Linked DNA regions of Homo sapiens: region 2 is linked to region 1. Evidence: chromatin loops called from intact Hi-C (ENCODE). Cell type or tissue: IMR-90. All regions are shown on one strand. Links, peaks and the distances in the headings refer to the core of each region. The heading gives the core; the rest is flanking DNA.

The links. Hi-C counts contacts between places; a loop is a spot of excess contacts. Peaks named below come from ENCODE experiments on the same cell type or tissue, not always from the same donor. Only the 100,000 strongest peaks of a DNase experiment are listed, where the experiment ranks them.
Region 2: a loop joins it to region 1, with 8 times the contacts of the local background. A loop is called at or near these places in 48 of 110 quality-filtered maps.

Annotation. Positions count from the first base shown.
Region 1 is chr19:8,352,370-8,356,751 of GRCh38, reverse strand. No RefSeq gene overlaps it. Among named protein-coding and RNA genes, the nearest start is that of ANGPTL4, 9.6 kb to the left of the region's middle. RefSeq lists an enhancer at 2,544-2,623. In IMR-90, for the core only: a CTCF peak has its summit at 2,635 (motif pointing left); a DNase peak (open chromatin) is centred at 921; H3K4me3 peaks cover 156 bases; H3K27ac peaks cover 428 bases.
Region 2 is chr19:8,578,421-8,582,802 of GRCh38, reverse strand. ADAMTS10 (ADAM metallopeptidase with thrombospondin type 1 motif 10) reads left to right here. Exons shown (of 26, transcript NM_030957.4): 26 at 1,801-2,563. The coding sequence ends at 1,910. Among named protein-coding and RNA genes, the nearest start is that of MYO1F, 3.2 kb to the right of the region's middle. RefSeq lists silencers at 1,974-2,023, 3,835-4,029. In IMR-90, for the core only: CTCF peaks have their summits at 1,875 (motif pointing right) and 3,904; DNase peaks (open chromatin) are centred at 282 and 1,832.

The sequences.
Region 1 (4,382 bases), core at 176-4,175:
GCCACCGCGCCCGGCCTCACAGCCATGTTTTTTATGAGCAGGACCCTATCCAGAATCATCCACTGCATTTCATTGTCATATCCTGTTGGTCCTTTTTTTTTTTTTTTTTAATCTGAGACAGGGTCGTTGTTATGTTGCCGAGGCTGGTCTCAAATCTGGACTCAAGCAATCTTCCTGCCTCAGCCTACTGAGTAACTGGGAATACAGGTGCATTCGCTATACCAGGCAGGGCACTGGCATTTTTTGAGACACGGTCTCACTTTGTCACCAAGGCTGGAGTGCAGCAGTGAGATCACAGCTCACTGCAGCCTCAACCTCCTGGGCTCAAGTGATCCTCCCACCTCAGCCTCCTGAGTAGCTGGGACAACAGGCATAAGCCACTATGCCTGGCCAAACACTGATATTTTCGAGATGTACACACCGGTTTTTTGTAGCACGTCCTCCATTTTGCATTTGTCTGATGCAGATGTTTCTTCCCCTTAAGGTGCCTGTTATGTATTTTTGGCAGTGATGTTGTGTCCTTCTCAGTGTATGATATCAGGAGGCACATGATATCTGTTTGCTCATTGGCACCATGAATGGTGCTAAGATTTAACTACATAAGTTGAATCCTAGATGGTCAATGCTGCAATGGGGTAAGCACACAGGCCTAGAAGAGTATAGAAAAGATGTCAATCCCATTAGGTAAGGATTCCTGGAGCAGGGGTCCTAAGACTGAGAGATGCTTGACAGAGTCCTAGACAAAGTGTACAGGAAATAGATGACTCAGGTTCAAGGAAGAGCATGAAAAATTCTCTCTGGCTTGAGACATGCAGGATTCTTCTCAGACAAGCCCACAAGGTTGTTAGGACTATGTAATGGCACATCGTGTCCAGTGACTGGCCTCTACCGCCCCCAGCAACTAACCACAGTCTTCCTGCCACACTGTACTCACATCCAGGTCACCAAGAAAGGTCAGCCCAAGAGCAGGACCTCAAACACTCAGGGCAGAAAGGATGACTCAGAATCTGGGCTGGTGCTCAGAAGGGAACGGGGTTGCCTTTCCACCCTCCCCTATTAGCTTTTCCCCATAATTCCTTCCAGTCTGGGAACTTGTACATTGCAGGGCAGACAGCTATGAAGTCACTAAGGAAATAATAACTGTAGCAGCGTACATTTATTTAGTGCCACCTTTACACCATCAGACACTTGTGTAATCCATTTTATCTCAACCTCAAGTCGGTCCCTGAAAGGAGATAAATTGAGCTTCTGAGACCTTTAGGAATTTGGACAAAGTCACACAGCTCAGAAGGGTCAAGATTTGAACCTAGGCCAGGCGTGGTGGCTCATGTCTGTAATTCCAGCAATTTGGGAGGCTGAGGTGGGCAGATTACCTGAGATCAGGAGTTTGAGACCAGCCAGGCCAACCTGGTGAAAACTTCTCTCTACTAAAAATACAAAATATTAGCTGGGCATGGTGGTGAGTGCTACCTCCCAGCTACTTGGGAGGCGGAGGCAGGAGAATCGCTCTAACCTAGGAGGCAGAGGCTGCAGTGAGCCAAGATCGCACAACTGCACTCCAGCCTGGGTGACAAAGCCAGAATCCATCTCAAAAAAAGAGATAAAAAAAAAGATTTGAACCTAGTTCTCTTTAGTTCCAAACCATTGAATCTCTCTTTCTGTCTTTTAAGACGGTGGCGGGGGAGGGCACGTGGGGTGGTGGTGGGATGTCTTGCTGTGTTGCCAAGGCTGGATTGGAACTACTGGGCCCAAGAAATCCTCCCATCTCAGCCTGCTCACTAGCTGGAATTAACGGTGCCCAAAACCGTGACCTCTTTTATTTTATTTTTCATTTAATTTTGTTGTTGTTTTGTTTTTGAGACGGAGTCTCACTCTGTCGCCCAGGCTGGAGTGCAGTGGCACTATCTCGGCTCACTGCAAGCTCCACCTCCTGGGTTCATGCCATTCGCCTGCCTCAGCCTCCCGAGTAGCTGGGATTACAGGTGCCCGCCACCAGGCCCAGCTAATTTTTTGTATTTTTAGTAGAGATGGGGTTTCACCGTGTTAGCCAGGATGGTCTTGATCTCCTGATCTCATGATCCGCCCGCCTCGGCCTCCCAAAGTGCTGGGATTACAGGCGTGAGCCACCGTACCTGGCCTATTTTTAAAGCTTGTCATTGTTTTGTAATTTACGATTTATTTATTTATTTATTTGAGACAGCGTCTTGTTCTGTCACCCAGGCTGGAGTGCAGTGGGGCGATCTCGACTTACTACTACCTATGCCTCCCAGCTTCAGGGGGTTCTTATGCCTCAGCCTCCTGAGTAGCTGGGATTACAGCTGCTGGCCACCATGCCCGGCTAATTTTTGTATTTCTAGCAGAGACTGGGTTTCACCATGTTGATCTTGAACTCCTGATCTCCAGTGATCCACCCGCCTCGGCCTTCCAAAGTGTTGGGATTACAGGCGTGAGCCATCGCGCCCAGCCTATTTTTATTTTTGGGAAATTATTTTTACAACAATAAGAAAAAGCTAGAGATAGATTCCCCCACTACCCCCCACCCCGAAAATTCCTTCTCTGTATATACCCGGTTTGACAACCGCGGCCCCGGGGGGTTTACCCTAGATAGCAGCGCCCTCTGGTGGTGAACTCGAGAGCAGCTGTTCTGGCCGCTCAGACGCGCTCCTTTCCCGCTGATCCCAGGCGCCTGAGAGGAAGTTCAAGGCCTCCTGGCGGCTGCCCGCCCGCTGTGGGAGGCTCGAGAAGACTGAGTAAATCAAGGGGGAAGTGGAGATGATGACGACGATGATGATTTTTGAGACAGAGTCTCGCTCTGTCGCCCAGGCTGGAGTACAGTGGCGCGATCTCGGCTCACTGCAACCTACACCTCCCGGGTTCAGGGGATTCTCCTGCCTTGGCCTCCCAAGTAGCTGGGACTACAGGCGCACGCCACCACACCCGACTAACTTTTGTATTTGTAGTAGAGATGAGGTTTCACCATGTTGGCCAGGCTGGTCTCAAACTCCTGACTTCAAGTGATCCACCCGCTTCAGCCTCCCAAATTGCTGGGATTATAGGCGTGAGCCACTGCACCCCGGTTGAGACAGTCTTGCTCTTGGCCCAGGCTGCAGTGCAGTGGCGTGATCATAGCTTACTGTAGCCTCAAATTCCTGGGCTCAATCAATTCTGCCATCTCAGCATCCTGAGTAGCTGGGACTACGGGAACATGCTACCATCCCCAGCTAATTTTTAAAAATGTCTGCTGGGTGCAGTGGCTCATGCCTGTAATCCCAGCACTTTGGGAGGTCGAGGCGGGTGGATTACGAGGTCAGCAGATGGAGACCATCCTGGCTAATGCGGTGAAACCCCATCTCTACTAAAAATACAAAAAATTAGCCAGGCATGGTGGCAGGTGCCTGTAATCCCAGCTACTAGGGAGGCTGAGGCAGGGGAATTGCTTGAACCCTGGAGGCGGAGCTTGCAGTGAGCCGAGATTGCGCCACTGCACTCCAGCCTGGGCGACAGAGCAAGACTCTGTCTCAAAAATAAATAAATAAATTTTCTAGAGACAGGGTCTTGCTTTGTTGCCCAGGCTGGTCTCAAACTCTCAGCCTCAAGCAATTCTCCTGTCTTAGCCTCTCGAGGCACTAGGATTACAGGCATGCACACCACAACTGGCCAATGCTGTCTTTTGAAGCTCCTGACTGGGGCCAATTAGCTCTCATGTCAGGGGTGTCAATGTTCTGAGACAGGCCGGGCACAATGGCTCACGCCTGTAATCCCAGCATTTTGGGAGGCAGAGGTGGGCGGATCACCTGAGGTCAGGAATTTGAGACCAGCCTCGCCAACATGGTGAAACCCTGTCTCTACTAAAAATACAAACAATTAGCTGGGCTGATAGCAGGTGCCTGTAATCCCAGCTACTGGAGAGACTGAGGCTGAAGAATTGCTTGAATTCGGGAGGCGGAGCTTGCAGTGAGCTGAGATCGCGCCACTGTACTCCAGCCTTGGCGACAGAGCGAGACTGTCTCAAAAAAAAAAAAAAAAAAAAAAAAAAAACTGTTCAGAGACAGGCGCAGTCTCTCTGGGCAGTTAAGCATTCCAGATGGGGGCAGGGGTGCCTTGGAGTTTCCAGGAGGCCCCTAAAATGGCAAAGGAGCTGAAAGTGGCTCCCAAGGGGTTCAATGTATTCTGGAGTGCCCGGGAACCTCCTCCCTCTCTCTTTTCTTTTCTGACTCAAGCCTCAGCCTGGGACAGGGTGGGAGAGAGAAGGGTCACATTTTCTACCATGAACACCCAGGGTATTAGGAATGTGGGGGAGGAGGGAAGTTGTTTAAGAGGTCTAAGAGCATCTTCCTCACCCACGCAAGCAAAATTCCTTTTCTTTCTTTCTTTCTCTTTCC
Region 2 (4,382 bases), core at 227-4,226, 230 kb before region 1:
TGGCATGTGCCTGTAATCCCAGCTACTCGGGAGGCTGAGGCAGGAGTGTCTCTTGAACCCAGGAGGTGGAGGTTGCAGTGAGCCAAGATTGTGCCACTGCACTCCAGCCTGGGCGACCAAAAAAAAAAAAAAAATCCATCTGTAGCTTTTAATTCGCCCCTGGTCCTGCCATAAATCACTGGCCGCTAGATGGAAGCTCATATCCATCCATAGTCATCAACAGACATCATGATCACACAAAATAGTCAATGTTCTGAAAAATACCCTGACTCACCCACTCAGCTGGGACTCAAGAGCTTCAGGTTTTGTTTTGTTTGTTTTTGTTTTGCTTTGTTTTGAGACGGAGTCTCACTGTCGCCCAGGCTGGAATGCAGTGATGCAATCTCCGCTCACTGCAAGCTCCACCTCCCAGGTTCACGCCATTCTCCTGCCTCAGCCTCCTGAATAGCTGGGACTACAGGCGCCTGCCACCACGCCCGGCTAATTTTTGTATTTTTAGTAGAGACGGGGTTTCACCATGTTAGCCAGGATGGTCTCGATCTCCTGACCTCATGATCCGCCCGACTCAGCCTCCCAAAGTGCTGTGATTACAGGCGTGAGCCACCATGCCCGGCCTATCTTCACTTTATTAAAAAAGAAAACGAGTGAGGATTACAGCCCCAAATGGACATTTTTTCCTGGGTGCTATGAAAAGGAACAATGGAAAGGAAAGGGAATATTTGTCTTCTTTTGTTTTATTGGGTCGTGTTTGTTTGTTTGTTTGTTTGTTTGTTTGACAGGGTCTCGCTCTGTCGCCCAGGCTAGAGTGCAGTGGTGCCATCATAGCTCACTGCAGCCTCCACCTCCTGGGCTCAAGCGATCCTCCAGCCTCAGCCTCTTGAGTAGCTGGGACTACAGGCACATGCCACAACACCCGGCTAATTTTTCCTTTTTTTTTTTTTTGTTTTTTTGTTTTTTTGTTTTGTTTTGTGACAGAGTCTCGCTCTGTCTCCCAGGCTGGAGTACAGTGGTGCAATCGCGGCTCACTGAAACCTCTGCCTCCCGGGTTCAGGCAATTCTCCTGCCTCAGGCTGTCGAGTAGCTGGGATTACAGGCACCCGCCACCACGCCCAGCTAATTTTTATATTTTTAGTAGAGATGGGGTTTGATCACGTTGGCCAGGCTGGTTTCAAACTCCCGACCTGAAGTGATCCACCTGCCTCGGCCTCCCAAAGTGCTGAGATTACAGGCATGAGCCACCATGCCCAGCCTATTTTTTTCTTTTAATTAGTTTTTGTAGATGCAGTGCTCTCACTATGTTGCCCAGGCTGGTCTCAAACTCCTGGGCTCAAGCAGTCCTCCTGCCTTGGTCTCCCAAAGTGCTGGGATTACAGGCATGATACACTGTACCCGGCCCTTTTCTCATTACTAATGTGTCTGTGTTGGCCCCCAACCCTACACTCTCTCTCTTAAATCCTCAAAACAGCCTAGTGACATCGGTGCTATTATAAGCCCCCTTTGATAGTTGAGGAAACTAAGGCACAGAAGTCAGGCGTGGTTTGCTCACACCTGTAGTCCCAACTACTTAGGAGGCTGAGGTGAGAGGATCACTTGAGCTCAAGAGGTGGAGACCAGCCTGGTCAACATAGCAAGATAACATCTGTAAAAAAAAAAAAAAAAAAAAAAAAAAAAAGTAAATTTAAAAAGAAAGAAACCAAGGCACAGAAAGTCACTGGCCAGGAAGCACTGCAGGTCGTGTGTGCAGCCCTGCGGGGAGGGCAGCTGAGACCTGATTTTTCCTTCCTTCTCCCGTCCCCGCAGAGTGCAAGGATGTGAACAAGGTCGCCTACTGCCCCCTGGTGCTCAAATTTCAGTTCTGCAGCCGAGCCTACTTCCGCCAGATGTGCTGCAAAACCTGCCATGGCCACTAGGGGGCGCGCGGCACCCGGAGCCACAGCTGGCGGGGTCTCCGCCGCCAGCCCTGCAGCGGGCCGGCCAGAGGGGGCCCCGGGGGGGCGGGAACTGGGAGGGAAGGGTGAGACGGAGCCGGAAGTTATTTATTGGGAACCCCTGCAGGGCCCTGGCTGGGGGGATGGAGAGGGGCTGGCTATCCCCCCAGAGCCCCTCTTCAGCATCCGCCCCTTCCAGTTCACATAGTGAGACCCCCCCTCCAGGGTGGGTCTGGGGAGGGGACAGCTGTTCACCCCAGCACCCTTTGAACCCACCCTTAGGGAGTCCCCAACACTCCCCCCCTCCTTTGATCGGAATATGTACTGTGAAGAGTAGGGGTGGGGAGGTGGTCTGCCGGTGCCCTGCCCCCCAGCACTGCCCTACCCCTCCACTCCGAGCTGGGGGGGAATCTGTGTCTGCTATGGGAGGGGGGGGGGTAGCACCACCTCCCTGACACCCTCCCCTGACCTGACTAGGGGGAGGATCCACCCCAACCTCTGCCCTGCCCGCCCCAGGGGCACCCCGACATCCAGGCCACCCCCTCATGGTGCTACAGACCCTGCCCTGGGGCCCACACACTCCTGCCAGGAAGCCCTACATCAATAAAGTTCTGTCTTGTGTAGATTTCTACGAATTGCGGTGTGTGTGTGTCAGTGCATCCAGTAGCCCCCACCCAGGTCTGGAAAGGACCACCCATTCTCCCAGGTCTACCCAACAGCCAAAAGGGGACTTCTTTTTTTTTTTTCCTGAGACGGTCCCTGTCGCCCAGCTATGCCTATCATAGCTCACTGCAGCCTTGATCTCCTGGACTCAAGTGATCCTCCCACTTCCACCTTCTGAATAGCTGGGACTACAGGCGTGCACGACCACACCCAGCTGATTTATTTATTTTTTTTTTTTATTTTTTTTTTTTTTTGAGACGGAGTCTTGCACTGTTGCCCAGGCTGGAGTGCAGTGGCACGATCTCGGCTCACTGCAAGCTCCGCCTCCTGGGTTCATGCCATTCTCGCCTCAGCCTCCCGAGTAGCTGGCACTACAGGCGCCCGCCAACATGCCCAGCTAATTTTTTGTACTTTTTTAGTAGAGACGGGGTTTCACCGTGTTAGCCAGGATGGTCTCGATCTCCTGACCTCGTGATCTGCCCGCCTCGGCCTCCCAGAGTGCTGGGATTACAGGCATGGGCCACCGTGCCCAGCCAGAAGGGGACTTTTAACATTGCAGACAGGAACCCAGGGATTTTAGGAGAAAAGTACAACAGCTTCTCGTGGAAGGGTTTTGCTTTTTTGTTTTTGTTTTTTGAGACAGGGTCTCACTCTGTAGCCCAGGCTGGAGTTCAGTGGCACGATCTCAGCTCACTGCAGCCTTGAACTCCTGGGCTTAAACGATTCTCCTGCCTACCCTGCCAAGTAACTGAGATTATAGGTGCAACAGCACACCTAGCTGATTTTTTAATTTTTTGTAGAGACGAGGTCTTGCTATGTTGCCCAAGCTGGTCTGGAACTCCTGGGCTCAAGCGATCCTCCCACCTCAGCCTCCCAAAGTTCTGGGATTACAGGCATCAGCCACCATGCCTGGCCCTCACAGAGGCTCTTAAAGCCACACGGTCTAGCACCTGCCACCCTGGCCATCACACTCTCCGTCACTCCGCATGCTCCAGCCACACCAGCCTCCCCGAACTTCCTCAATTGCCCTATGGTTTTCCCATATCTGGGCCTTTGCTTGAGCGCTTAGCATGGCCAGGTGCACGCTCCTGCCCCTTTACCTTTTTTAACTCCAGCTTACTCGCCGGTGTCAGCACAAACGTTGCCTCTTCCTAGAAGCCTCCCCTGATGGCCCCCAACAAAGTGGGGTCCTCTTACCCATTCATATTCACTCTTGAGTGCCTGGAGACATTGCTGAGAATTGCATGCCCCAAGCCCGTCAATTCTGCAAACTCGCTCAGGAGATTCCAGCAGAGACGGGCTCCTTCCCAGCTGTGGCCACTAGGGGCGCTGCATATTAACATCTTCAAGGGGGATGCGGGTTTATCGCCCTGGACCAAAGATAGATCTGAACATGGGTCCCCCAGGGTCTCCCAGGGTCGGGTCCTGCCTCGGCCACCTCCTTGCTGGGTGGTGTGGGGAAGTAACAACCTATTAGAACTGCCATTTCCTCACATGTCAAGAGGAGCCTCAGGTGGTTGGCTGGTGTCCCAAAGACCAGCTCATAGGCTGACACGTACCTGGGCCAGGCTCTGCTGGGGGGACCCACGTTCCCATTTTACAATGAGAAAAGGGAGTAACTAAGTCATCCAGGAAGTAGCCAAACTGGAGGCTGTTAAATCTAGATGTGACATCCAAAGTCAGGGACCTTTCAGATGCACCTGCTTCCCAGTACCCTCCACTTCTGCACACAAACACGTGTGACTTCTGAGGGTCATCTAAAGAGGGAGGTTGGGCCAGGCGTGGTGGCTT